4 separate regions of the Homo sapiens genome follow, and all the other regions are linked to region 3. A link is a loop called in an ENCODE intact Hi-C map of the cell type or tissue named here. Cell type or tissue: endothelial cell of umbilical vein. All regions are shown on one strand. Links, peaks and the distances in the headings refer to the core of each region. The heading gives the core; the rest is flanking DNA. Region 1 has its middle 56 kb from the start of ADGRF1. Region 2 overlaps CD2AP (CD2 associated protein). Region 3 has its middle 63 kb from the start of CD2AP. Region 4 has its middle 35 kb from the start of ADGRF4.

Evidence for each region. Hi-C counts contacts between places; a loop is a spot of excess contacts. Peaks named below come from ENCODE experiments on the same cell type or tissue, not always from the same donor. Only the 100,000 strongest peaks of a DNase experiment are listed, where the experiment ranks them.
Region 1: it touches region 3 in a loop (2.1-fold over the local background); 9 of 110 quality-filtered maps call a loop at or near these places.
Region 2: a loop joins it to region 3, with 2.9 times the contacts of the local background. A loop is called at or near these places in 5 of 110 quality-filtered maps.
Region 4: it touches region 3 in a loop (9-fold over the local background); 39 of 110 quality-filtered maps call a loop at or near these places.

Annotation. Positions count from the first base shown.
Region 1 is chr6:47,094,287-47,102,385 of GRCh38, forward strand. No RefSeq gene overlaps it. Among named protein-coding and RNA genes, the nearest start is that of ADGRF1, 56 kb to the left of the region's middle. RefSeq lists a silencer at 207-501. In endothelial cell of umbilical vein, for the core only: a CTCF peak has its summit at 3,233 (motif pointing right); a DNase peak (open chromatin) is centred at 3,265.
Region 2 is chr6:47,530,353-47,535,352 of GRCh38, forward strand. CD2AP (CD2 associated protein) reads left to right here. Exons shown (of 18, transcript NM_012120.3): 3 at 3,250-3,403. Among named protein-coding and RNA genes, the nearest start is that of CD2AP-DT, 55 kb to the left of the region's middle. In endothelial cell of umbilical vein, for the core only: no CTCF peak of the experiment used is centred there; no DNase peak of the experiment used is centred there.
Region 3 is chr6:47,410,441-47,418,539 of GRCh38, forward strand. No RefSeq gene overlaps it. Among named protein-coding and RNA genes, the nearest start is that of CD2AP, 63 kb to the right of the region's middle. RefSeq lists enhancers at 3,590-3,639, 3,650-3,709, 4,212-4,261. In endothelial cell of umbilical vein, for the core only: a CTCF peak has its summit at 3,722 (motif pointing right); DNase peaks (open chromatin) are centred at 3,751 and 4,221; H3K4me3 peaks cover 880 bases; H3K27ac peaks cover 916 bases.
Region 4 is chr6:47,729,879-47,737,977 of GRCh38, forward strand. No RefSeq gene overlaps it. Among named protein-coding and RNA genes, the nearest start is that of ADGRF4, 35 kb to the left of the region's middle. In endothelial cell of umbilical vein, for the core only: no CTCF peak of the experiment used is centred there; a DNase peak (open chromatin) is centred at 4,473.

The sequences.
Region 1 (8,099 bases), core at 1,198-6,197, 320 kb before region 3:
TTCAGTGCTGCTTTCTCAGCTTTCTGGGTTTTTTTTGTCTTCCTCATTTTTCTTTTTTTCATTTCTGCAGTGGGAACTTGACCTTTGGTAGCATGAACTTAATGAATGTAAAAACTTCTTATGAGCAAGTGGTGTTTGAAGGCACTTGATAAGGAGTCCATGGGTCATCTCTGTTCCCCAGCATTTGGGGATCAGCACAGGGCTCAGGCTTGGAGGCATGATGAGGAGCCTGTTTGTTTTGGAGAGACCGGTCCACCAGGTGGTAGAACCGTCCTGTTCAGGAAATGAGCCCTGAAGCAGTCAGGCCAGTGGAATTCCTCTGCCCAGAGCACAACAAAGGGCTCCACTGTGCAGCCACATCCTGGTCCAGAAAGTGCCTGCAGGTAGCAAAACTCAGACCATGCACTAGTCTGACTCTTGGGTTCAAGGTTCCAGAATTAATGGAATGGATTTTCAGGGTTTTGGAAGAAAGCCAGTCACTGAGAGCTGACTCTCCCTCATCTGAAGCAAAACTCTCTGTTTAGTTCAAGTGCAACTCAATCTACAGGTTTCTAAGGAGTTGCCACCTCAAGCTACAGATCATTGCCCGTTGTGTAAACAGCATTGTGGGAAATTACAAAATTTAAAAAAACATTTTAAATGTTTCTGCTTGTCTGGTCAACAGGCACTTTCCAATATCCTTTGAATCTGTTGCTGTTTCACATGCTTCTCACCTAAAACTGTTTATGGAATGGACTCTTTCCTAGAAACTTATGGCACCCAGCCTTCAAGATGGCCCTTAGTTAGCCTCACTTCTGAGTATCCATGCCCTCTGTAGTCCCCTCTTACCTTGAAGCAGGACTGATTCATGTGACCAATAGAATACAGCAGAAATGGCAGTGGGTGATTTCTGAGGCTAGGTCAGAAAAGGCATTGCAGGCCAGGCATGGTGGCTCATGCCCATAATCCCAGCACTTTGGATGGCAGAGGTGGATGGACCACTTGAGGTCAGGAGTTTGAGACTAGCCTGGCCAACATGGCAAAATGCCATCTCTACTAAAAATACAAAAATTAGCTGGGCATGGTGGCACATGCCTGTAATCCCAGCTACTCGGGAGGCTGAGGTAAGGGAATCCCTTGAATCCTGGAGGCAGAGGTTGCAGGGAGCTGAATCATGGCACTGCACTCCAGCCTGGGTGACAGATCAAGACTTCATCTCAGAAAAAAAAAAAAAAAAAGAAGGCATTGCGGCTTCTATCTTGGCCTCTTGAGTTGCTCAGTCTTGGGGAAATGGGCCACCCTACCATGAGGACACTCCAGCAGCTCCACAGAGAGGCTCCCTGGGACTTCTCACCTATGGCCAGGCATGTAAGGAAGCAGCTTTGGAAGTGGATCTTCATTCTTAATCAAGCCTTCCTGTTTCTGGAGCTCTGGCCAGCATCTAACCACAACCCAAAGGAAGACCTTCAGTTCCCAGCCAGAGAAGTCACTCCTGCATCCCTGAACTAGTATTGTGAGAGATAATAAATAATTCTTGTGTTAAGCCACTATGTTGAGCATCATTTGTTATACAGCAAGAGATAATTAATACAAAACTTATTCTAAGGTGCCAAGATTGAATGGAAGAGACTACAGTCTCCTGAACCCAATGAGTTTGAATCTCTTCAGTCTGAGTAACAGATTCCGATGAATGCTGCACAATTTTGCCCAATACCACACCAGTAATTCTTAGAAAATCTTTTCCTATAATTGACATTGAATTTTGGGGTACTCATCAAGTCCTAATTTTTGTCTTTAAGAAACTTGGGATCATTCTAAGGAACAAGCCTGCCAAGCACTGCCTCTGAGCATGATCTTACAGATGTACTGAGTTTCACATTGTTCTTAAATTCTATAGATGATACACCAGCTTTATGTTTAGCCATGCTTAGTATCTGAGAAGGGTTGAAGGCTGCTGGAAGGATGTACATTAGCTCCCTGGCATTTCTGGCTTGCTATGTGCATGGCCACAAAGGGTTTCTCTCTCCACAAAAAGCCAGAAAACAAATGGACACAGACGCTGACAGTTGCAAACTAAACCAACAAGCTCAGAAACGGTAAGACTTGAGGGGATACCGGGGGGTGCACCAACATCTGTTTCAGTTACCACATCCAGGCCTCAGGCACAGGAAGAGGGCAAAGATCTAGTCATCAACATTGTGGCTACAGCACGGTGACTGAGACTTAGGAACAAAATCAAAGCCCAGTTTTCCAAACAGATGATGAATTCAAGCCAGATTAGCAGCAAAGTGTTCCTAGACTTGATGGTTTTTCTGAGCTTCCTAAATTACTTTTGCTTGGAAGAAAAAGAAGAAGGCTTAGAGTCTGGGAATCCTCCTGCTTCTGTCCGCCCTGACCACAGGCACAAGATCCCCCAGGCACACCCTGGTGGATTGTGCTGCCACTTCATTTCCTTGCTGCTGACTCTGACCTCAGCTCTTAATATGGAATGTCCTATAGAAGCTACTCGGGAGGCTGAGGCAGGAGAATCTCTTGACCTAGGAGGCGGAGGTTGCAGTGAGCCGTGATCATGCCACTGCATTTCAGGCTGGGTGACAGAGCGAGGCTCCTTTTCAAAAATAAAAGAAGAAATGACAGGTTGGTTGTTTAGAAATAAACCCAACCAAAGGCTCAAAGAGGACCAGAGGATAGAATTCCCCTTCTTAAGGAAATTAGTGAAGTTAAAGTTGAACCCAGCACAAAGTAGGTGGTAAAAAAATGTTAGGCCATTTTCTCCCAGCCCCTGCCGCCACTGACTTGGGGCTGCAGGGCAGAAACAGAGCCACAGAGCCATTCTGCATCTGCTCTCTAAGCTCTCCTGTAACTTTTATCTTAATAAAGAAAACACAGACAGTCAATTTGAGTCCTCCAGTGTGTATTTGTACTGCCTTTCCATTGGGAAATTCTCCCCACTGTTGAAGGGTTGTTGCTGAGGCCCCGTTGGACTGAGACAGTTAAACAGGATGGAACATGCAGGAAGGACGGCGGGGAACAAATCAGCATCATGAGGATGAATTCGAGGAACCAACTGGTTTCTTCATCACTTGCCCAGTGGTTCCATGACATTTCACACTCAAGGTCACATAAGGAAAAATATTTCCTCCAAAGTCCCCTAGACTTTGTCTTTAATGTACTTTGAGGCAAGCACTTACATGAGAAGGAACAGGAGCAGAAAACTCTTTGTCCTTTTATTCTCATGCTTTTGGCTTCTCTGACTTCAACCTGCAGAGGGCACTGATCCTCAAAGAACCGGAAGACCTAGGCCTGGCATTGCAGAAGGCCAGCTGTTCACCCTGCAGGGAGGGGAAATCCTGAGCAGTTCTCTGCGAATAATTTATATGATGGAATTTAACCAGAGACCTTATGAGCATTTATAAATGGAGTCTTTTCCCCCATATATTATAAGGAAGCTCCCAAACCATGGCTCATGCTGTTCATTCCTTCCCTTTAGAGATGTTTTCCCCACCATCCTATCATTAGCACTATGCCTCTAATAGACTTTCTCTGGAAACTAACCCAATATTTCCTGGTTACGTTCAGTATCTGAGTAACATCAGAAAGCTGAGAGAAATCTGGGACCCAGGAGCCAGTCCAGAGATTTTCAAGGTCATCGGGAGGTGATGCTACATGTTACCAAACACGGACATGAGTTTACAGACTAAAAACCTGATTTGACATCCCACCTCTGTTTCTTATGACCTTGGGCAAGTTATACAACCACACTGCAAGCTTACCTGTAAATGGAAATTATAATTAATCTTGTAATATTGTGGCATGTCATCATTTCATTTGGGTATGTAAAAAGGTAGCATTGTACCTAGCACAAAATAAGTGCTTTGTAAAGCTAGTTCTTTTTTTTGCCATCCTTCTCTCTATCTTTAATGATACTATACAGGATGGCATGATTTCTAGGCGAAACTTTCTAAAGAAGTTTCACCACTTTCTTGAATTCAATATTTGCCCCCCTAAAAAATAAATTTTTTTCATTTGTCTGGCATTCCCTCAAACAACAAGGAAGAGTAAAGGCCACTTCAGAGTCAGAAAGTTAGCTAACCAAGAAGCCCTAGGGCTCTCTTCACTCTTGTAACTCTGATTCCTACAGAATTGCGGGGAGTGGGTAGAGTCTCCAGGCCAGATCAGTCTATGGGGGATGAGTGTGGAAACTAAACTTAGCAGGAAACTCTCCTATAATGTGAGATCCCCCAACCCCATGCCTACTTCAAGTGCCTAATGTATTTCAAGGATGATACAAAGAGCCAAGCTTCATAATGAATCAAGAAAGTTCAGAAACAAATCTCAAGTAAATGTGCCCTCTTCGTATCCCGAGATGCTCCCCAATGAGTCACTGAGCTAATCTCATGGAGCAGGTCCAGTTCTAAATCTTGAGATTGCTAGATCCTTGCCCTCAATTATCTTTCTGTCTAACAAGGGAGACAAGGAATAAACAAGCAATTACAACATAGTGAAATAAGCACGGTGCATTTTGAGCCAAGTGTCAGATGTCTAGGACTAAAATTGTAAGAGATGGGGATCTGGGCTATGTTGAAGACGGCTTACATCCTTCATCACTTGCCGTATTTGGATGCCAAGATGACTTGTGGTGTTGCAATTCCCTGCCTGTCTTATCATGCAACTTCTGTGCCGCAACTTATTTGTAGTAAGCAAGGGCTAGAAATTAAGCTTAGGATAACACAGGGATAGATGTAACCAGAACCTGAATCATAGAATAATGTGAAGAAAAAATAGTTTAATCTTTTTTTCAATGTGGCTTTAGAATTTCTGAGGCTGCCGTACTAAATCGGAGGTATTTTTAAAACCTGGCATTTATCAATCATCCCAGTTTGCCTGGAACTGTCCCAGTTCTAGCACTGAAATGTTCATGTCCTGGGAAATTGCTCAGTCCAGAACAAATAGAACAGTTGGTCATCCTAGCTCTGTTCTGGGCATAGAAGCACCAGCAGAGCACAGAGAAAATGTACCATCCTAGTGCTAAGGCCTGAATCAAGAATGTCTAAAATCATAAACACTCGATCTACAAGGCCCACGTTGCTTTCTGAGTATGAATGGGAAGATATGTAATATTTAACAAATACATTGGTAAGTCATGAATGAATACGAAACTACAAGAGTACAAGAAATTGTGTTTTTTTGTTCTTGACAAAATTGCCTGGAACATAGGCTCCCAAGTTTCCAAGAGTGAGTGGAATTTACGTTTTCCTTGGTAGGCTTAACAAGAGAGCAAAAAGGCTAATAGCATAGGCATTGAGAGAAGACAGATCTAGCTTCAAATCATGGCTTTATTGCTTACATGCTGTGTGACCCAAGGTAAATTTCTCAATCTTTCTTTACATTAATTTGCTTTTCTTTAAAATAATAACACCTACTTTGAAATGTTGTTCTACAAATTCAAATAAAATTATCACAATGTATGGAATATAATGAGTACTCAAGAAATATTAACTACTATCAAAAAACAAAAGCAAAAACAAAACCTGGCATTTTGTTGTCCCTGGGGGTACCAAGTAGAGACAATAAGGAGCCTTAGCTCAGAGCAGCTGCGCACAGTGGCTCATGCCTGTAATCCCAGCACTTTGGGAGGCTGAGGTGGGCGGATCACCTGAGGTCAGGAGTTCGAGACCAGCCTGACCAACGTGGAGAAATCCCGTCTCTACTAAAAATACAAAATTAGCCAAGCGTGGTGGTGCATGCCTGTAATCTCAGCTACTTGGGAGGCTGAGGCAGGAGAATCGCTTGAACCCAGGAGGCAGAGGTTGCGGTGAGCTGAGATCACACCATTGCACTCCAGCCTGGACAACAAGAGAGAAATTCCATCTCAAAAAAAAAAAAAAAAAGAGTTACACAGTTCAGGAAAACAATTTTGTTATGAAATATTAGTAATACATATTTAGACCTATTTCCAGTCCCATTTTATTTTCATATGTTCCCATGGCAGAAAAGGACCTTGGGCTGAATGTCTTCATTTGCTCCTCCAGATTCACCCTCCATCTTCCTTTGTTCTCTGTGCCTGGTAGGCTGGCCTATGTGGTCTCCAAGAATAGGCATTCTTGCCTTCTGGATTCTGGTTGGATTTGGCTTAAATCAGCTGGCTGTGTCTCTCAACTGAAGAGCAGAGGTCCTGTCAAGAGGCCTTCTACCCTCAGTCGTCTGTCTCCTGGTTCTGGGAACCCCATTTGCCTCCTGTCTTCACATTTAGGGATGCTAATTGTTGCGGTGGGTTACCAGCCTCAGGGTTCTGCACCCTTCTATGAGGTTTCTCAACAGTCCAACCACCCATTTGTAAATCATCCCTTTGCGAACTCTCCTCAAATTATCCAACAGGAAGTACCTTTTTTGTCCTGCTGGAACCCTGACTGACACAGGCATCAAGAGAACATTTAGCTCAGTGATTTCTAAACACAGATCTGGGAACCAGTTCTGAAATGGCCACATCACGACCACTTAGGGAGCTTTTGAAAAATGCAGATTTCTGGATCTCACGGCTAGAGTACTGATTTCATGGGTCTTGGGTGAGGCCCCAAAATCTACTTCTTATGCCTCCCCTGCTATTTCTCATGCACGGCCAGATCTGGGAAGCATTCCCTGCTGAGGCCCCTAGTGGGTCCTCCTTCTCCATCAGTGCCTTTTGTTCTTGGTTCACATTTCACATTTCATGATCTCATTATGGTTACAGACAAAAAAATACAGCATATACAAACACTATAGATGTCCTTGTGAAGGTCACCTCCAGAAGAGTAGGCATTTTGAGTTGCTTTTTTCAGGCCTACAACACTGCCTGGCACATAGTTGCTACTCAGAGAATATTTGTTAAGTGAAAGCTGGATGAATAATTTATTAAGAACATTTACAGGACTTTAAGGTTTGGATTAGTTCAAATTTATGACTTCAAGGAGGGTATAACCTAAGCTCAATATTTGATTGAGATCCAAACAATAGAGAAAGTTGAATTCATCACTGAAGCTGATAATGGGCATAATTTCAAACTAGTAGCTTTCCTGGAATTTTCCCCCATCTGTCCTTCAAAGCCTGGTGTACATGGCAGTAGAAAGGGTGGCTCATGCTAAAAGCCAGGGAGCTATTGTAGCTGTCAGTCAAACTTTCTAGCCGAAACCCCAATTGTATCTTTCCCCTGGTCTGTACTATTATAAACATTTTGAGTACTTATGGTGCCACTAGTAACCCAGAGGTTGCTGCACGTTTTCAAATTGAGTGTTCTCCTGGAAAATAAAACCCATAGTCAGGCAGATCCTTCCGATCCCCTCCTATCCCCAACTATCTCTAATTGCCTGCAGGAACTTGTCCCTTCTCTTTGTTTTCCACTTTCCTCATCTTTTAAATGAGTTGTTAACAAAATCATTTCTTGGCTTACATTTTTCTGACAACCAACAGCAGTAAAATATCTAGCTAATTGACCCCTTTTCCTGCTAAGACTCAATTTACTTGAATAAATTTGGTTGGAAAGCATTCTAGGGTAGAAACAAACTTCTCTGACTCTTACATAGGTCATACTGATCCTACCCTTCATCAACATCTTTTCTTTTTTTTTTTTTTTTTTTTTGAGACGGAGTCTCTCTCTGTCGCCCAGGCCGGACTGCGGACTGCAGTGGCGCAATCTCGGCTCACTGCAAGCTCCGCTTCCCGGGTTCACGCCATTCTCCTGCCTCAGCCTCCCGAGTAGCTGGGACTACAGGCGCCCGCCACCGCGCCCGGCTAATTTTTTGTATTTTTAGTAGAGACGGGGTTTCACCTTGTTAGCCAGGATGGTCTCGATCTCCTGACCTCATGATCCACCCGCCTCGGCCTCCCAAAGTGCTGGGATTACAGGCGTGAGCCACCGCGCCCGGCCCATCAACATCTTTTCTAGAGATCGTTTAAAAGTCAATGATTAGGCTGAGCACAGTGGCTCATGTCTGTAATCCTAGCACTTTGGAAGGCTGAGGCGGGTGGATCACCTGAGGTCAGGAGTTTGAGACCAGCCTGGCCAACAGGGCAAAAACCCGTCTCTACTAAAAATACAAAAATAAGCTGGGCATGGTGGCAGGCATCTGTAATCCCAGCTATTC
Region 2 (5,000 bases), core at 1-5,000, 120 kb after region 3:
CTTTACTGTCCATCTCTCTTTCTGTGATCCTACCCCGACAAAACCATTTATCTGCTTTTTAATCTATACATTAGTTTGTATTTTCTAAGATTTTTAATGTACCATATATATTTTGTGTCTGGCTTCTTTCAATCAGAATTAGAAATTGATAGATTTTTTTGTGTATCAATAACTTCTTCATTTTTATTGCTGAGTAGTGTTCCATTGTTTATTCATTTACTTGATGGATGTTTGGATTGTTTTGAGTTTTTGGATATTTATTACACTGAATTTTAACTGCCTGGTTATTTTCTGTATTCTTTTGTAAAATGTACAGTACTGTGAGAACAAAAGACAGTCTCTCTTGTTAACATTTGTATGCCTAGCTGCTGCCTGGTACTAGCAGGTGCTCAATAAGTGTTTATGAAAATGCTAAAGAGCAGAAAGGTGATACTATGTCAAGTAGTACAAATATAAATTTACTTTAGTGTCTGTTGAACCAGGATTTTCATTAAGGAATAGTATTCATTCAGTGTCTTATTTAGGTTGACACTTGTGGACATATATTGCCAGAACTTATTTACAAGGTAATAGCTTTTTTACCTTTTTAACATATAACTGAACGTTATTTTAAAATTTATGGGTTTTGGCTGGGCAAAACTAGTACCAGCACCCTGGGAGGCCAAGAAGGGAGGATCACTTGAGCCCAGGAGTTGAAGACCAGCCTGGACAACATAGCAAGATGCTATCTCTACCCAAAAAAAAAATGTGTTTTTTGATATCATACTAAGATAATCAGCTTTTAAGAGTAAAAAATTTCTTTAAGAATTCTCATTTTCAATTGCTATGCCAGAGATTCCGAAACTTTCTTGGTTTACACAACACCATTATTGTCTCAGTCCTTATTTCATGATGCTCCTACACCAAAAGAAAGACCTAAGAGTTGTTCTTACTGTTGGATTCGAGTAACTTAATAAATGTTTATATTTTAACAATTTAACCATTTAAAAAATAATACACAGAAACTGAAAGAAAAAACATTTATTCTTAATCAGAATTATTACTAATGAAATGTGTACACCTTTTGGGCACTGCACTGTTGCGGGAAACCGAGGACTGGAGAGACGATATGAGGGGAAACAGGAGGATTGTTTATTTAAGGTATGTACTGGCTCAGCTTTTTGGATATGAATCCACTGAGCCAGTGCATACCTTAAATAAACAATCCTCCTGTTCTCCATATTGGTCTCTCTGGTCCTCAGTTTCCTGCAACAGCACAACTCTCAAATTTTGGAAATGATAGGTTACCAGTACTCTTCTTTTCCTGTTCCACATTGATTTTTAAAAAACTATAGCTAGTAATAATTATAGTACATAATAGTTATTTTGCACTGTATTAAAAAACTAGCACATTATCAGTTCTCAAGTATTTGAAGTATGTTTTATAAGAATCCTTTTCGGCCGGGCGTGGTGGCTCACGCTTGTAATCCCAGCACTTTGGGAGGTCGAGGCAGGCAGATCACCTGAGGTCAGGGGTTTGTGACCAGCCTGGCCAACATGGTGAAACTCCGTCTCTACTAAAAATACAAAAATTAGCCAGGTGTGGTGGTGCATGCCTGTAGTCCCAGCTGCTCAGGAGGCTGAGGCAGGAGAATTGCTTGAACCCAGGAGGCGGAGGTTGCAGTGACCAGAGATCGCGCTCAGTGCACTCCAGCCTGGGCAACAGAGTGAGACTCCTTCTCAAAAAAAAAAAGAATCCTTTTCACAAGATACTTTTAAAACAATCTGTAATACTTTTATAATCATAAGAATTTATAAACTTGAAATAGAAATATTCTATTGTAAAGGTTAAGAAAAGTATACTTGGTTGGCCACCGAGGCTCACTACCATAATCCCAGTACTTCGGGAGGCAGGGTGGAAGGATTGCTCGAGCCCAGAAGGTGGAGGCTGCAGTGAGCCATGATCATGCCACTGCACTCCAACCTGGGTAACAGAGGGAGACCTTGTCTGAAGAAAAAAAAAAAAAGTATATATATATATGTATACACACACACACACACACACACACACACACACACACACACACACAATACTTGCCATATCAAGTTAAAATTGTTAATTTTAATATGAAATGTGTGAGATAGGTATCCAGTTTCATTCCCTATTAAATATGGAACGTTTTTCTTGCACAATGTATTTTAAGATTCCATCTTTCCTCATTTTTTTCTGTTTTAAATGAAGTTTGTCTGTTTATGGATTTCCTATTTTGTTTCATTTATCAGTACTGTCTTTATGCCAGTAGCACATTGTCTAATTCTATCGTTATAGTTTTCCTTTGTATTTTCGTTAACAAAAACTCCCTCCGCTTTCTTTTCCTTGAAGTATTTTCACTGTTCTTAGCCTTTTGTTCTGTATAAATTTAGAAACAGCTTATTAAATTGCTACTCCAAATTTTTTGTGTATTTGAATTGCATTGATATATTACATCAATTTTAAGGGAGAACTGATATATTTTTATGATACTGAGTTTTCAGTTACTAAATATGGCATAACTTTGTTTTTGTCTTCATGTCTTCCAGTAAAATTTTATACTTTTCCATGATGGTTCACATGTCTTATTTTATAGCCATGACTTAGATCAGGGGCTATCAAACTACCAGCCCACAGGACAAGTCTGAATACCACCTGTTTTTGTAAGACCCATGAGCTAAGAATGCTGAGAATTTTATAAATGGTTGGAAAAAATCAAAAGGATAATATGACATATAAAATTATTTGAAATTAGAATTTTAGTGTCTATAAATAAAGTTTTATTGGAACATAGTTATATTCATTCATTTAAATATCTGACTGCATTTATACCACACATAGGAGTGTTGATGGTTGCAACAGAAAGTGTATGGTCTGCAAATTGTAAAATATTTACTATCTGGCACTTTATAGAAAGTTTGTTTACCCCTGACTTTGAATTATTGTTTGTCTTTGTATCTCAGTGTTTCTTTGTAGTTGGGGTGAGTGGTCGGGGTGGGGTTTGAGCCTCTCTTTCCTTTATCTTCATCTCCAGTTCTGATAAAACTTAAACTCATGAGTCACTGTTACCAAAATGTGTTTTATTCTTCAGATATGTTTGAGCAGAGCAAAGGTTGGAAACTATTGATATTATGATTTATATAGTAATTACTGTAGCTATTTTTTGGTATTTTACATTTGAGGATTTAATATAAAAAATATAACTTAACTTGCCTCTTTATTTATTTTCCCTTTTGTAGGAAATTAAAAGAGAGACGGAATTCAAGGATGACAGTTTGCCCATCAAACGGGAAAGGCATGGGAATGTAGCAAGTCTTGTACAACGAATAAGCACCTATGGACTTCCAGCTGGAGGAATTCAGCCACATCCACAAACCAAAAACATTAAGAAGAGTATGTAAATAATTCCTTTCCTGCATAATTACATCAAAATAGAAGGATATTTTATAACTGTGTCTAAATTAAGAAAAATTAGTTCAGTCTTTTGTAGACAACTACAGTAACTTCCTGCAAAGTCTCATGTTACTAGTTATTGCCCTGTGTAGTCAATCTTAATTTTTAGTCATGTGCAATCAATAACAAATCAATATCATTATAAATTAAAGCATGAGGCTCTGTTTTCTTATTTATCTTTCAGACTCTGCTGAATGATTACCATTTTACCTTAACTATATTTTAATACCATTTATTTAGTGGGATTCTGAAATATCTGCTGATTCTTAGCATAGATACAAGAATTTTGATAGTGCTTTTTCTTCAGTTGTTAAACATCTGAACATAAACATTTCCAAGGTGGTTGGCCTTGCAAATTACCTTGTAAGGATTTGGTACTGTGTAAATATGTTAGGGGAACAACTTGGCAAAGAAGGAGAGCATTACATTTGAAATCAGATAAGGGTTTGAGTCTGTCTTATGACCTCAGAAAGATCATTTAAACTGTTGAGTTTTATTTGCTGCTAGTGAGAAAGTGGTTAAGAAAAAAAGCAAAACAAAACAAAAAACACCAGGTAATATTGCTGTTCTCAAAGAGCTTACATTCTTGGAAAAGAAATTGTTATTTAAGGCCAAGTGCAGTGGCTCACTCCTGTAATCCCAGCACTTTGGGAGGCCTAGGTAGGTGGATCACCTGAGGTCAGGAGTTCGAGACCAGCCTGACCAACATAGTAAAACCCCATCTCTACTAAATATACAAATTAGCCGGGCGTGGAGGAACTTGCCTGTAATTCCAGCTACTTGGGAGACTGAGGCAGGAGAATCACTTGAACTCGGGAGGTGAGCCGAGATCTGCCATTGCACTCCAGTCTCTGCTCCAAAAAACAAAAGAAACTGTTATTTAAAAAGTGTAAAATATTAAACGTGTACAAAGAATTACGGTGTTATGGGAGCACATAGCAAATGTTTTAACACAGTAAAACCAGAAGACCCTTCAGAGATTGAATACTTTTTTTTTTTTTTGAGATAGACTCTCACTCTGTTGTCCTGGCTGCAGTGGTGCAGTCACAGCTCACTGCGGCCTTGACCTCCCAGGCTCAAGCAGTTTTCCCATTTCAGGCTACTGAGTAGCTGTGACTACAGGTGTGTGCCACCACGTCTGCTAATTTTTGTATTTTTCTTTGAAGAGATGGGGTTTTGCCATGTTGCCTGAGCTGTTCTTGAACTCCCGGGCTCAAGTGATTTGCCCCCATTGGCTTCCCAAAGTGCTGGAATTACAGACGTGAGCCACCATGCTAGCCTAGAGATTGCATACTTATTACTATGGTCAATTTGATTTAACCCATCTATGCCTAGTGTCCCATTATTGGAATGCTAAGAATGTAGGAGTTATTACTATCCTGCTGTTCAAGGTCATTGCCAAGGTCTGATTGCAAAAATTCAAAAAACTGCAACCTCTGGCATAAATGGGTTAATAGTTAATGAATATTTAATCACATTTACTTTAATGTCTTTGAAATTATGGTGTATAAATCCCTGTAGTACAAAATATTCTACA
Region 3 (8,099 bases), core at 1,413-6,412:
CCAGGGAATACTACAGACCACTCTACACATATAAATTTGACAATTTAGATGAAATGGACCATTAAATAACACAAACTACCCTAACTACCCCAATACAAAATAGAGAACTTAAATAGCCCTGTAACTATTAAGAAAATTAAATCTTAATTATCTCCCCCCAAAAAAACTCTATTTTCACTGAAAAATTCTACCAAACATTTAAAGACTTGACACGAATTCTATACAATCTCATTCAGAACTAAAAGAGGAAACACTTCCCAATTTATTTTATGAAATGAGTATTACCTGATAGCAACATAAGACAAAAACAGTATTAAACAGAACACTACAAACAAATATCCCTTATTAATACAGACACAAAACTCTTTATGAAAACATTAGCAAATAGAACATAGCAACACATGAAAAGAATTATACATCATGACCTATTGGAGTTTATTCCAGGGATGTAAGGTTGGTGCAACATTGGAAAATCCATTAATATAATATCATATTAACAGGTTAAGCAAGAAAAATAACATGATCATATCAATTGATTCAAAAAATACACTTCACAATAATTTAACACCCTCAGAAAAATAAGAGTGGAGGGAAACCTTTTCAACTTGATAAAGAGCATCTACAAAAACTATACTTGGTTGGGTGCGGTGGTTCACGCCTCTAATCCCAGCACTTTGGGAGGCCGAGGCAGGCGGATCACTTTCTGAGGCTGGGAGTTCAAGACCAGCCTTGCCAACATGGCGAAACCCCGTTTCTACTAAAAATACAAAAAAAATTACCCAGATGTGGTGGCAGGCATCTGTAATCCCAGCTACTCAGGAGGCTGAGGCAGGAGAAGTGCTTGAATCTGGGAAGTGGAGGCTGCAGTGAGCCAAGATTTCGCCATTGCACTCCAACCTGGGCAACAAGAGTGAAACTCCATGTCAAAAAAAAAAAGAAAAAAAAAAACTACACTTAACATTATACTTAATGAATGGCTTAATGCTTTCTGCCTATGACAGGGAACAAAGCAAGAATATCTGTTCTCACCTCACTTATTTGATATAGCTCTAGCCAAAGCAAAAGGTAATAAAAGGCATACAGATTAGAAAGGAAGAAATAAAACAGCTCATATTTGCAGATGACATGATGCTCTACGTAGAAAAATCCCAAGGAATCTACACACACAAAAAAGTCCTCCTTAAACTAATACATGAGTTCAGCAACATCATAGGATACAAAATAAAGATACAAAAATCAATTATACACATGGATACCAATTTTTAAAATACAGTACCATTGACAATTGCTCTTCCAAAATAAGATGCTTAAGTATAAATCTAACAGACAAGACAGGACTTGTATGCTGAAAACTACAAAATGCTAATGAAAGAAATCAAAGAATATCTAAATAAATGGAGAGACATATCATGTTCATGTATTAAAAGACTCAATATAATAGAGATGTTGCTTCTCCCCATTTGAACAGGTAGAAAAATTGATACACAAATAGCAAATCCTATCAATAGCCTAACCAGATTTTTTAAATAGATTTAGACAAAACTGTTTTAAAATTTATGGAAAGGCAAAGAAATTAGACTAGCTAAAACAATTTTGAAAAAGGAGAATAAAGTGGGAAATATCAGTCTACCCAGTTTCAAGACATTATATAAAAACGGTAAGCAAACCTGTGTGGTAATGGCAGAGGTATAGACACATATATCAATGGGCCAGAAAAAGGCACTCAGAAAAAGACCTAAATAAATATGCCTGGTTGATTTTTGACAAAAATAAAAAAGCAATTCAATGGAGGAAAGATAGGCTTTTAAAATAAACTTTTGATTTCAGAATACTTTTTGAGTCATAGAAAACTTGTGAAGATAGGACAGAGAGTTTCTATATATCTCATTTACTAATTTCCTCTGTTATTAACATCTTGCATTCGTATGGTATATTTCTTACAATTAATAGGCCGATATTAAAACATTATTATTGGCTGGGCACAGTGACTTATGCCTGTAATCCCTGCACTTTGAGAGGCTGAGGTGGGAGAACTGATTGAGGCCAGGAGTTCAAGACCAGCCTGGGCAATATTGCAAGGTTCCATCTCTACAAAAAACATTATTTTATAAAAGTTAGCCAGGTGTGGTAACACACATTTGTGGTCCCAGATGCTCAGGAGGCTGAGGTGGGAGGATCACTTGAGCCCAGGAGTTTGAGGCATGGGGTGGGAATGGGAAGTGACTGTAAGTGAGGGCAAAGTTTCTTTTTGGGCTGAAGAAAATGTTCTAAAATTAGATTGTAGTGATGGTCATATAACTTTATAAGTCTGCTAAAAAGTCACTGAATTGGCCACACATGGTAGCTCACACCTGTAATCCCAATGCTTTGAGAAGCCAAGGCAAGAGGATGGCTTAAGGCTAGGAATTCAAGACCAGCCTGGGCAACATAGTGAGCCCTCATCTCTACAAAAATAAAAATAAAAATTAGCCTGGTGTGGTGGTGCATGCCTGTAGTTCCAGCTACTCTGGAGGCTGTGGCAGGAGGATCACTTGATCCCAGAAGTTTGAGGCTTCAGTGAGCTATGATCACTTCACTGTACTCCACTGGGCAACAGAGGGGACGCTGTCTCTAAAAAATAAATAAATAAAAATAAAAATCACTGAGTTGTAAGCTTTAAACGAGTGAATTTTATTCACCAAAAAAGCTATCTTTAAAAACAAACTATAAACAGAGAAGTCTCTCTTCTATTCCTGTCCTAGACCCCGTTCTCTCCCATCCCCACAGAAAATCATTTTTATTAGTTTTTGGCTTGCCCTACCAGTTTTACTTTGGCAAATGTAAGCAAGTACAAATACATTAAGTGATTTTAAAATTTTGCCTTAAATACTGGCAATTGACAAAAGCAGCTCTATCTAATTGAGAGGTAAGAAGGAACTCCCTGTAAACCTTTTAGAGATTCTAAAAGGACACTTCTGGGGCTCCACAAAAGTTTTAAAGTTTACAACATTAGTTTCAGCGTGTCCAATTACTTCGGAAAACATATGGCTTTTGGCCAGATGTGGTAGCTCATGCCTGTAATCCCAGCACTTTGGGAGGCCAAGGCGGGCAGATCACCTGAGGTCGGGAGTTCAAGACCAGCCTGGCCAACATGGTGAAACCGTGTCTCTACTAAAAACACAAAAATTAGCTGGGCATGGTGGTGCATGCCTCTAATCTCAGCTACTCAGGAGGCTGAGGCAGGAGAATCACTTGAACCCAGGAGGTGGAGGTTGCTGTGAGCTGAGATTGTGCCACTGCACTCCAGCCTGGGTGACAAAGAGAGACTCTGCCTCACAAAAAATAAAAAATAAAAAAAATACGGCTTTTATTAATTTGAGTGAAGGGGTTCACAAATTAACAACAACAAGAAGGAGAGAGAATGCAGATGACAAAATTGCCTTGTGGGAGACCCAGACAGATACAATTAGCAACAGTTGGGAGGGAAGGTTGTAAGTGAAAGGGGCTTGAAAGAGAGAGAGAGAGTTTGTGTGTGTGTGTTGTCTGTGTGTGTGTGTTGTCTGTGTGTGTGTTGTGTCTATCCATCTGTGTAAGAAAGACATTATCTTTAGAGGCTTTTGCTAAGCTGTTCATGATGAGTATCTGAAAGAAGGTCGGGTGTATACCAAGTTCTTCACGCTAATGAGAGAGGAAGAAAGAAGGAAAAGGAAGAAGTCATGCATTTGCCAGTTTCCCATATTGGCCACTAGATGGCAACACCAACCCAAGACAGTCCTCTTCTGAGATGAGAGAAAAGGGTTGTATAGGATTAAGTACACAATTAGTTTGAATAACTTATTCCTATATACCACAGTTTTCAGTCAAGTATTCTTACCTCAGGAAGGGCATGTATAAGTTTATACATGTTTAAATGTATACGTGCATCTAAGAATACAAGCCAGGCAGGCAGACAGAATGCAAAATCTCCACAATGGTTGCTGACATTCTTTGCACTCACTAAATCTTACATATACGGAATTTCTTGACATAAAAATGGATTAGGTCTCAAAAGCGAGAAATGGTAAGGCATTTACTATTTACCGTCTTCAGACCATAAAACCTCTTTAAACTGCAACTTTACTGTCAGCACCTTAGAATCTAAACATAACGTTTCAAAACGTTTCCATGGAGAAGGTTTTGATTTCAACTTAGCATGCCAACAGACCATTTTCTTGTCTTCCCATTGTCTACGTGGTGGAAATTTCTTCAGCTGTAAGCCAGACTGGAAACTTGTAGCCCAATGGGTGTCAAGGATAAAAGGTGTGGTAAGCTCCTTATTCCCTTGTTATTGAGGTGGGACCATCGGCTTCCATTTTCAGTGGTGTTTCCATAAAGATTTTCATCTTCTCCAGCGCCCGAGGCATCAGAAGAATTTATGTGACCCCAAGATCACCTTGAAACCATATTACCGGTTTATGGTTTCCTAAAAGCTTTTTGTGTGATTAGGTTTCGTTTTACTGTTAATCACAACAAGAAACAGGAAGTGGGTAAAAACACCAAAGAGAAAGTTGCAAAGTTTCAAACAATTCCACCATAAATAGTCGCACAATGAGAGTTGTCCCTAGATTTCACTGGAATGTAAATAAAAGCCTTGATCATTCTCACTGCTCGACAGCCACAGTTTCACTTTGTTCTTCATGGCTCTGCCAACCCTCTGAAACTCTCAGTCACGGGGACTGTGCTCTCAGCTTTCCTCCAAGAGATTTCTCCACTGCCATTGCCTCCTGTTTTTTCTTACCTCCTTTTATTTAATATTTACAGGAAAAGCTGTTGATATATGTGGAATGTTTGAGGATACAAAATGAATTAAATGATATTTAATGACATTTGGAAGAAAACCCAGATTTTCCACCCAAGTTTTTCTTCCTCAAAAAGAAAGGCCATTGTGTGCTCTTTCTTACTAGAGTGGGGGATGAAGAGTCCATTGCAAAGTGAAGACTTGGTCCAAAGCTGACCATGCTACAGGCTAGAGACACGGGCAGTCACAGGAAGGGTATGGCATGATGTCTAATATATACTGCACATTCCATATGTTCTATAGTATGCTATTCAAGATCTGCATAATCAAGAAATATTTTCCAATTTAAATTAATTAATGCTGGTCTGGTTTGAATTAGTAGAGAGAAAAAAGTCTAAATTAAATATATTATCAAAGCCTGGGCAACCCAACAAGATCTCATCTCTACAAAAAATAAAGAAATAAAATGAAATAAAAAAATTAGCCAGGCATGGTGGCACATGCCTGTTGTCCCAGCTACTAGGAAGGCTGAGGCAGGAGGATTGCTTGAATCCAGGAAGTCAAGGCTGCAGTAAGTTGTGATCATGTCACTGCACACCAGCAGAGGTGACAGAGAAAGATCCTGTCTGTAAAAAATAAATAAATAAATAAATAAAGGTAGATGCTGCCAATGTCTCAGCCTTTATGATGTCCACCTGCCAGCATCAGGGTCCCTTTGCCCAAAGATTTTCTCTGACCACTGGAGTGCACTTTGCTGCACCAGGCTTAGGGAAATGAACAGATATCTGGGAAGTATTCCTTAAAAAATGACTGATGGGAACTGGTGAGGCAAGACTTCAGCTCATTCACCCCACTGAGGAAATAGCTCTGAGGTTTGTGTTATTCTGGATCTCCAGAGTTGCCAGCTGGATTAAGTTCCAATTGTCCATTACAGTAACTGGCTTGATAACACAGACCATTTATTAGTCTTCAATTCCTTGCCTCTCTTGCCCACTCACTAACAGTATTTCTTGAGATACTGTAATCACCCAACAGGTTCTTCCTGCCAGCGGCACAGACAAAACCAATTCACTGGGACCATGGTATTGCAGTAAAGAAAGAGTTTAATTAACAAAAAGCTGGCCAGGCAGAAGAAGTGGAGCTATCACTCAAATCAGTCTCCCTTAGAACTCAGACCCTATGGTTTTTATGGATAATTTGGTGGGCAGGGGGCTAGGGAATTGATACAGCTGATTGGTTGGAAGTGAAATTATTGGGGTGTGGGAGATGGTGCTCAAGCCTTAAGTCAGCCTCTGAGAGGTGGGGGTCACAGGACCAGTTAAGTCATGAGTCACAGGTCTGGTAGGGTCAGTCAGTTGCTGCAGTGCAAAAACCTGAAAAATATCTCAAAAGACCACTCTTAGGTTTTACAATAGTCATGTTATCTTTGGGAGCAATTGGGAAAGTCACAAATTTTGTGACCTCTGGCTACATGACTCCTGAGCAGTAAATGATTATGGAAACTACGCCTACATATTAGCAGACTTCAGGGCCTTCTATAATCTTAGCCTCATGGCCTTTTGTTAGTTTTCCACCCTTGAGCAAGGAGTGGTTAGTTCCAGGGAAGGGCTACTATCATCCTTGCTTTCAAGTTAAACTATAGACTAAATTCCTCCCATAGTTAGCTTGTCCTATGCCCAGAATGATCAAAGACAGCCAGCCTGTGAAGCCAAAAGCAAGATGGAGTCAGCCATGTTAGATTTCTCTCACTGTCGTAATCTTTGCAAAACCTATTTCAATACCAAATAAACTAATTACTCTCAAATTCTTGTCTCACAGTGTCTGCTTTTAGTAAAATCCAAATTAATAATATATAAAAATGCATTTTTATTGCAGTAAAATATACATAAAATTTAGCATTTCGACCATGTTTAAGTGTTCGGTGGCATCAAGTACATTCACATTGTTGTGCAATCATCACCACCATGCATCCCCAGAAGTCTTTCATGACCCCAAAGTGAAACTCTACACCCATCAAGCAGAAACTCCCCATTTCTCCTTCTCTCAGCCCCTGGTGACCACCATTCTACTTTCCTTCCTTATGAATTTGACTATTCTAAGTACCTCATGTAAATGGAATCATACATTTCCTTTTCTATCTGGCTTATTTCACATAGCATAATATCTTCACAGTTCACCCATGATGTAGCATCTGTTATAATTTCATCCCTTTTTAAAGCTGAATAATATTTCATCGTATGTATATACTACATTTTGTTTACCCATTTAGTCATTGATGGACATTTGGGTTGCTTCCACCTTTTGGCTATTGTAAATCATGCTACTATGAACATTGGTGTACAAGTGTCTGTTCAAGTCTCTCTTTGCTATCAATTTTTTGGGGGTATATACTCAGAAATGGAATTGCTGGATTATGTGGTAATTTTATTTTTACTTTTTAAGGAACCACTACACTGTTTTCCATAGTGACCACACCATTTTACATTTTCACGAGCAATGCACAAGGATTCCAATTTCTCTCTCTCCCTGCCAAGACTTGCTACTTTTAGGGGTTTGTTTTGTTGTTGTTGTTATTTGCTTGTTTGTTTTATTGTAGTCATCTTAATGGGCATAAAGTGGTAGCTCATTGTGGTTTTAATTGGAATTTCCTTAATTATTAATGATGAGCAAACAAACGATGATTTAATTTGTTTATTGGCCAATTTATATATCTTCTTTGTAGAAATGTCAATTCAAGTTTTTGCCCATTTTTATTTTATTTTATTTTATTTATTTATTTTTTTCAAGACAGAGTCTTGCCATCTTGCCCAGGCTGGTCTCAAACTCCTGGGCTCAAGTGAACCTCCTGCCTTGGCCTCCCAACGTGCTGGGATTACAGATGTGAGCCACTGCACCCAACCTTTTGCCCATTTTAAAACTGGATTATTTGGGTTTTTGTTATTGTTATATCATAGGAGGTCTTTATAAATTCTGGATACTAACCTCTTATCAGATACAGTTTACAAATACTCTCTCCTGTTCTGTGGGTTACCTTTTCCCTGCTTTCATAATGTCCTTTTGATCCACAGTAGCTTTAATTTTGATGAAGTCTAATTTATCTACTTGCTTTTGTTGCCTGTGCTTGTGAAGTCATTCAAGAAATTATTATTAAATCCAATGTTATGAGGCTTTTCCTCTGTTTTCTGTTTTTATGTTTTGTTTTAATTGAAATGGAGTCTCTCTGTGTTGGCCAGGCTCAAACTCCTAGGCACCAGTGATCCTCCTGCCTCAGCCTCTCAAATAGCTGGGATTACAGGTACACACCACTGTGCCCAACTTCTTCTGGTTTCAGATTAAGAATTTC
Region 4 (8,099 bases), core at 1,617-6,616, 320 kb after region 3:
CTTCTTTCTTCCATCCCCTGCTGCTGCTGTCCAGCCCTGTCACCAAAGGGAGCTAAGTGGAGAAGACCTGCACATAAAAAGTCCCCCCAATAGGGTTAAAGAAAACAATTATTTCATTTTTTTTTATGTTTTAATCAATGTGTATATAAGGGTCTCCAATATGTAATGATTCTGCTTAGACCCCAATCTCTGAAGAAATGTTTTTCCCTAGTGAAGTTCACTTCACTTAAACTTCAGGATCAACCTCGCCTTAGGCTTTAGGACTGATTTTGACCTTCAGAAGGAAGTATAAGAAGTCTTTTTCATTATGAGCTGAGTGATTCAATATCTAATGAAACTCCTTGCTTATTTTTTGATCATGTGCCCCAGTTGTAACAGGGCTTCCACCATTCTCCTGGAGCCAACTTTCCATATTGTACCAGCCCTAATAGCGACTCTGTGCCATGTATTGATCCTCCTTTCTGATTTTAAGTCCATATAAATCTGGGCCTTCACTTTGCTCCAGTCTTTCCTTTTCCCCAGGGACTGATTCCCAGATCCCTCCCTGACTTGAGTAGGAGTCTGCTCCCAGATACCTTAATCACATACTTGCCCACTTACTAGGAAACCCTTCTTATCTCCTACAGGAGCTCCTTCTTGCACAATATTTGCTTGAAATGCCATCTGTTTCTTATTGTATATTTCAAAACACATTTATTGATGCAAAATTTATTGAGCATCTTCGCTGGACTTTTAATTGTGAACAAAACCCAGTCCCTGTCTTCAAAGAGCTTATAGTTTACAGAAGGAGAGAGACAAATAGGAAATATGAGGAGTAGATAACTGAAAAACATTATTTAACTTGCCAATTTTATCTGCACAGGAGTCCTGTGAGGGAGACATTATTATCTCCACTTTAATAGAAGTGGAAAGTGAGACTCAGATAGGTGAAGTCGGTTGGTCTGGGTCACATAGAAAGAGGCAGAGTTAGGTTTAAAACTTTGCTGTCCTGAGCCTAAAGAGGCAGAGTTAGGTTTAAAACTTTGCTGTCCTAAGCCTAACCTTATGCAATGATGAGTCTAAATACAGTTTGTCAATATACACAAAAACAATCTGCTGAATTTTGATTGGAATTAAATTGAATTTGTAGGAAGTTAATATCTTTGCAGATTTTTGTCTTTAATTCATCAACATAGTTTACCCTTCCATCTTAGTCTTTTGGTCAATGGGTTTTCTTTAATTTCTCCACATGTTTTGTAGTTTTCTCTGTGTCTTGTATATTTTTCACTTTTAGGTATTTGGTGTTTTTTGATATTTTTGTTATTTTAAAAGTATTCGTTTTTAATTGTTTTTCTGTTATGTAGAAAAAAATTTCCTTCTTTGTGTATTGCTCCTACATCTAGCAGCCTTGCTAAATTTACTTATATTTTCTAATCTCTTATCTGTAGATTTTTCTATGTATACAATCTAGTGTTAAATGAATAAAGACAGCCCTCTATTTTTGAATACTCACATCTTTATTTTTCTTGTCCTACTATTCTTACGTCATTTAATTATCTGAATAAATAATGAATAATTAGGATGTCATAGGACATACTTTTCTCTGACTAATTTCTCAAGTTTCTGTTTTCTTTACTAGATTAAAACTGAGACTTGTTCAACAATGACCCTTAACTACTCTACAATCTGCTGTCAGCCAGAGTTAGGAGTGGGTGACAACAGAGTTGCTAAGAGTTATATCTGTGTAGTTTTTGGAGAGCTTCCCTCTATGATTAATTTATGAGTAAGGGTTTCATTCTTTTCACTGTAGCTCACAGAAGTCATGTCTTGTTAGTATTGCCTTGTGTTTATTTCTTTATGCACAAACAACACCTTAAAAATGAGAGAGAGAGAGAGAGAGAGAGAGAGAGAGAGAGAGAGAGAGAGACTGAGTTTGTTAAAAAGCTTTTCCAAGCCTTATTTTCCTATTTTGTAGTCAGCACCTCCATAATGCCTTGAGAACCTCTCTAGTGTCCCTACACTACTGTGAGGCTTATGGTGTCACTGTAGGAACTAGAAATTAAGTCATGATTAACTTTGGATAAATGAAACCCTTGCTTTATTCCTATGCTGAAGAGGCCAGCAGTTATTCCTATGTGGGAGAGGCTCAAAGTAGCACCCAGCTCCCAATTCAGAGAGCCATACTATTACTAATCTTAGTAAATACTTTACTTGAGCTTGTCTTTGGCTGGGTACCAAATGCTGATACCCTACACCAAATGATAATCCTGATATTCACCCTTTAAGTTTTTATTGTATTTTATTAGTGGAGCAATTGTGGAGAGGCCTAAGATTAAGATTCTTACACAATATACATTGTATAATTCAGATTTTTAGATTTATGGTATTAGACATATACTCACCCAAATAACTTCTTGACTTTGTGACTGGTATTTATTGCCCATTAAATATGGAAAAATGCACATAAACATCAACACTTATTTCTATGAGGAAGAGGGTAAAGGTTATAGATAGAAAATTGGGGCTAGTGACTGAGAATCAAAATTTAGGTTTTCTAACATGCACAAAGCTTTCTCAAGTATATCATTTTTCACCTAGTACATTAATATGATTGCATAGTTTTGAGCAAAAAATTGAGGTGTATGGCTTAATAGTTCTATTTATCTGTCTATTTAGTAGACATTATCTGTATTTAGTAGACATATAGTCTCAAGCCATGTACTCATGTGTATAAGAAATAGAATTTTTAAAAATCTCAACTTAATTTTAAACCTTGCTTTACCTTTAGCAAAATTATATATGTATGTATAAATTGAGCCCATTCAAAATAAACTCATTTTCTCTAGGCGAATTTCAATCAGTTCAGGATTTGTCCTCCTTACTCCCTCCCTCTCTTTTCTTCCTGAGATTCCATTTAAGTTCTAGGGGCTTCCATAGTTTTGTGTGTCAGCATAAAGGAGGTCTCAAATCTTGGGCTGCTGTTTCTATGAGGGCATCTGCCCTGGCTCTGTACCATCTGGTCTTTGGGGATAGTCATCACTCTTTCCCAGCATCTGCTAAGATTTCTATGACTATATCTAGACAAATGGCTTGTTTTACTTCTTTCTCCTCTTCTCTTTCTCCTAACTTCCATGTCCTTTTCTCAGGTGTGTGGAGAGGATACAGGTGGTATCTCACGTCTCTCTGAAGTCAGGGGAAACACAGTCAGGTTGCTTATCCCTCTCTGCCCCTAACAGCTCCCACAGCCTTTTTCCCTCTACACCCCCTGCCACTATAGTGTGTTGAATGTTTGTGAGTCTGTCTGCTATATTCCAAAATCCCAGGTAGGGGTGTGGACAAGTTTCCTCCTTTCTTGGTTCCCCAAACTTATCATCTGCTTTCTCCCTACACTCTCTGCCAACCTGGGATCTAACCCCAGAGCTCAGGACCTGTCTTAGACACCTTCGCCAGTAGCAAATGATTTTCCTGCTTCTCCATGTCTTCTCTCCCCACAGCCAGGAGAATCCTAACCTATTTTGTGAATGCCAAAACCCATTTTGAATCTGGAAAAAAAAATCTTCAAGTATTATTTTAAAACTTTTTGTTTTAAGTTTGAAAAACTTATATTTTCAAAATTAAAAAGCTAGGAATTGGATGTTTGAGCCTGGTAATGATGGTAGCTGGAATTAATGTCCACTTCATATCTATAAGCTCAAGTGGGGTGCAGGAGAAGGTCATGAAGTTAAATAGGATTTGTATGTGTGAAACACATTAATACCTCACATTTGTCTGAATATCAAATCATCTATCCATCCATCCATTCATCCATCCTTTGAATACTCCAGAAAAAAATGTTGATGCTGTTTGACTTTAGCATGTCAGGGCAGAGTATTAAAAAATCAAGACACGTTAAAAGTTCCAGAACTTATGGTAGCAGTAGTAGACAAAGTAATGGCCCCTGAAGATAGACATGCCCTGAAACCTGAGATTATGTTAGGTTACATGGCAAAGGGGAATGAAGGTTGCAGATGAAATTGAATTTGCTAATTAGCTGACTTTAACGTGGGTAAGATTATCCTGGGTTATCCAGGTAGCCCCAATATAATTACAAGTGTTCTTATAAGTGCAAGAGGGAGGCAAGAGAGATATAAAGCTGCTTTGCTGCTGGCTTTGAGTTTGGAGGAAGGGGCTGTGAGCCCAGGAATGCATGTATCCATTAGAAACTGGAAAAGGAAAGGAAAAGCATTCTTCCCTGGAGCATCCAGAAGGAATGCAGCCCAGCTGACACCTTGGTTTTAGTCCAGTGAGGCCCACTTTTGATTTCTAACCTGCAAAACTGTAAGATAACACATTGTGATATTTTAAGCCAATAAGTTTTGGTGATTTGTCACAGCAATGATAAAAACTAATACAGTAGCTGTGACTATATAGTCATAAATAACTTATTAGGCAAATTAACTTAAAACTTGGCTAACAGGGCAGACACAACTGATTTTAATAAACACTTAGGCACCACCTGGTGGTTGAAATCTTAGAGTGAGTGATAGCTGAAATGACATCTGTCCAAAGCAGAAGTAAAATGCTCCAAGCATGACACTAAGCTTATTGTTTTTGGTTAAATGATTAAAAATAAAAGGTGGAAGTTTTTATTTGGGTCACCAGATAATACAACGAAGAAAGAAGCTCAACTTGTAAACATTCAGGAATAAAGTATTTTATGGCAAGGACACATGACAGAAAACACGAAGCCAACAAGACCTGCTTAGGAATCATCATTTGCCAGTGATAGGCTTTCACTCCACCCAAACCTTACCTCACAAGGTCTACGAAATCTCCATTCTCTCCATATTAGTTAAGGACAATTACATTTTCTCAGCTGCTATATAAAGTATGATGCAAATGTAGCATTATTTTAACCAGAAAGCACCCCTAATCCTCTCCTATACAGAATCTGGACCTGCTTGTGCACCCATGGCCATTCAAAAGTGCAAGATATCTCGCACCCATTACAATGGCTGCTGTGGAAGGAAAATAAAATCTCGACACCCCCGAACTCTCCATGCCAAAGAGAAGAATTAAGTTTGGGAACTGAATGGTGCAAAACTGCCTCTTGTTTTGTTTCCAAATAGATAGCTGCAAAGATGCAATGCCACTTACCTCCCCAGGGGACCTCCCTCACAATTTGCTTACAATGAAATTCCTTGTGGGCTCCAAGATTTTTACTCTAAGACAGAAATTCTGTTGAATTTCACCCTGACAATGTAAATCAACAGCTTATATTCATAGGTAAGGGACAAGGATAAGATTGGAAGTCATCCTTCTGCTTGCCTGAGACAAATGCATACTTGACTGCTTCTTCTATTCTATGTTTACTTTATCTTATGTAGAAATGCAGATTCACTGAGGAGAAGGCCACACAAATGTGTAGTTGACTGTTTCTCCAGCCCCTCTTTTCACATGTAAAATGTGAATTCAGTGAACAGTGATCAAAGCCTCAAAAGAATGCAACCGATTACCACTTTTATCTACTGTCCTCCTTTTTCTTTCCTCTTTCCTCTACTGCCTGCTCTTTCCCCTTTAAATACTGAAGTCTCCAAACTTTCTTTGGCAAATGTATGGGCTGCAGATCCAACTGTGGCTAGTGTCTCTTTTTCCCTTGTGCATCCTTAACCTTGGCAAAATAAACTTCGAAATTGATCTAGACTTGCCTCAGTCATTTTTCCTTGATTTTACACCACTATAAAACAAAACATAAAATAACAAGTGTTGGCGAGAATACAGAGAAGTTGGAACCCTTGTGCATTGTTGGTGGGATTGTAAAATGGTATAATTGCTGTGGAAAACAGTATGGGAATTCTTCAGTAAATTAAAAATAGGACATAGAACTACTATACAATCCAGCCATCCAACTTCTGGGTATATATCTGAAAAAATTGAAAGTGGGGTCTCATACCAATTCTGTTTACAACTGGTAAGAGGTAGAAAGCAACACACACGTATGGAATATTTTATATATACATATGTATGCATATGTAAATATGGAATATTATTTAATCCTAAAAGCAAGGAAAACCTGTCACATGCTGCAACATAGATGAAACTTGTGAAAATTATCCCAAGTAAATTGAGCCAATCACAAAACACAAATACTACATAATATCACTTATATGAGGTCTAGAAAGTAGTTAGATTCATAGAATGGTGGTTTCCAGAGAAGGGGGGAAAAGAGAATTGTTGAATGGATATATAGTTCCAGCACTAAAAGATGAAAAAGTTGTGGAGATCTCTTTCAAAATAATGTAAATATGCTTAAGACTACTGAACTATACACTTAAACATGGGTAAGACAATAAATTTTACAATGTGTGTTTATTACCATAATAAAATAAAATGCAGAGTAGTGGAGCATGCACAGGACAGAATGAAGGATGGTGAATCCCCTCTTCTAATGACCACAGAGGCCTCTGGCTGAGGCGCCACGAACGTCCCTGCCCACTGAACAGGCAGGTTGAAGGCTGTGGCATTTGAACAGGGTCAACATCTGTGAGCCTCCTTCAGACGGTCTCCAGAGCTGCCTCTCTTTTGCAATTTTTATATGACACAACTACTAAAGCATAGCTTTACCCTTCCGTCTTCTAACCTGATTTTCTGCTATTCATTGAAAACGTTCAATTTTCCCATCAGCCATGAGTCACTTCCTCCTGGTATAAAGATGTGTTCACATTATCCCAGATCTTCCCATCGTATTTTTTTCAGAAAGTGTATAACTTTATGAAGCCTCTGAATATAAAACCTGAACTTCATCACATAACCTATTTTTAAGGAAACTTGATAATACTTGAGCCAACTTAATTCTTTTAGGCCTTTTACCAGCCTGCAATATTCCTTATGTTGACACTCTAGAAGGATATTAAGCAGAGGTAGAGTGTGTGCATGACATGAGACACTACAGGTTTGAATTCTGGTTCCACCATTTCCCTGCTGTGTGCCCTTGGATTCCCCAAATTAGTTTAAGAACTGCCTGGTTGGTCCTTTGGATTCAGCTCTTACCCTCTTACAGTTTAATTCTCGATACAACTGCCTAAGTGATGTCATCAAATTGATCCACATTTTGCCTTATGTTTGTGTTTTTGAAGTTGTGTTTAAAGAAATTCTTCTGTACCCGCAGCCTGTAAAGATGTTTCCCCAGATTGAGGTATTTATTCCATCTACGAACGTGGCTTTCAATGGGAGGGATGTTTAGCAGGGTCTGGAGACATTTTGATTGCAAAAACTTGTGTCATGGGTGGGGCTACTTTGTGGGGCAAAGAAAGAACAAGAATGTGCATTGTTAAGTAAAAAAAAAAAAAAACAAGGAGCAGAGTTGTTGTATATAGCATAGAATATTTGCATAAGAAAGAAAAAAGCTAGAGTAAACACACATGTACTTGTTTATTAAAAATATATCCACAGGGAGAATAAAGCAGAAAATGGTAAATGTGGTTACCATTAGGAGCAGGGCAAAGTGGGGGTGAGGCATAGGTTGTACTGAACACACATGCTTATTAGTTTCCTATAGCGCTATAAAAAATTGTCACAAATTTAGTAGCTTAGAGCAACACATATTTATTATATTACAGTTCTGGAGGTCAAAAGTTTAAAATGGGTCTCCCTGGGCTAAAATCCAAGTGTCAGCAGGGCTATGTCAGCAGGGCTGTGTTCCTTTCTGGAGCTTCTAGGGCAGCATACACTTGCTTGCCTTGTCCGGCTTCCAGAGGCAGCCCACATGTCTTGGCACTGCTCTGCCATCTTCAAAGCCAGCAAGGATGCACTGAGTCTTTCTCACACTGAGTCATTTTGACCTCCTTTTCTGTAGTCAATCTTCCTCTACCTCACTCTTCTGAGTACCTTTTCTACTTTTTTTTTTTTTTCCAGACAGAGTCTTGCTCTGTCGCCCAGGCTGGAGTTCAGTGGCATGATCTCAGCTCACTGCAACCTCCACCTCCCGGATTCAAACAATTCTCCTGCCTTAGCCTCTCGGGTAGCTGGGACTACAGGCACACACTGCCACGCCTGGCTAATTTTTATATTTTTAGTAGAGACGAGGTTTCACCATATTGGCCAGGCTGGTCTTGAACACCTGACCTTGTGATCCACCTGCC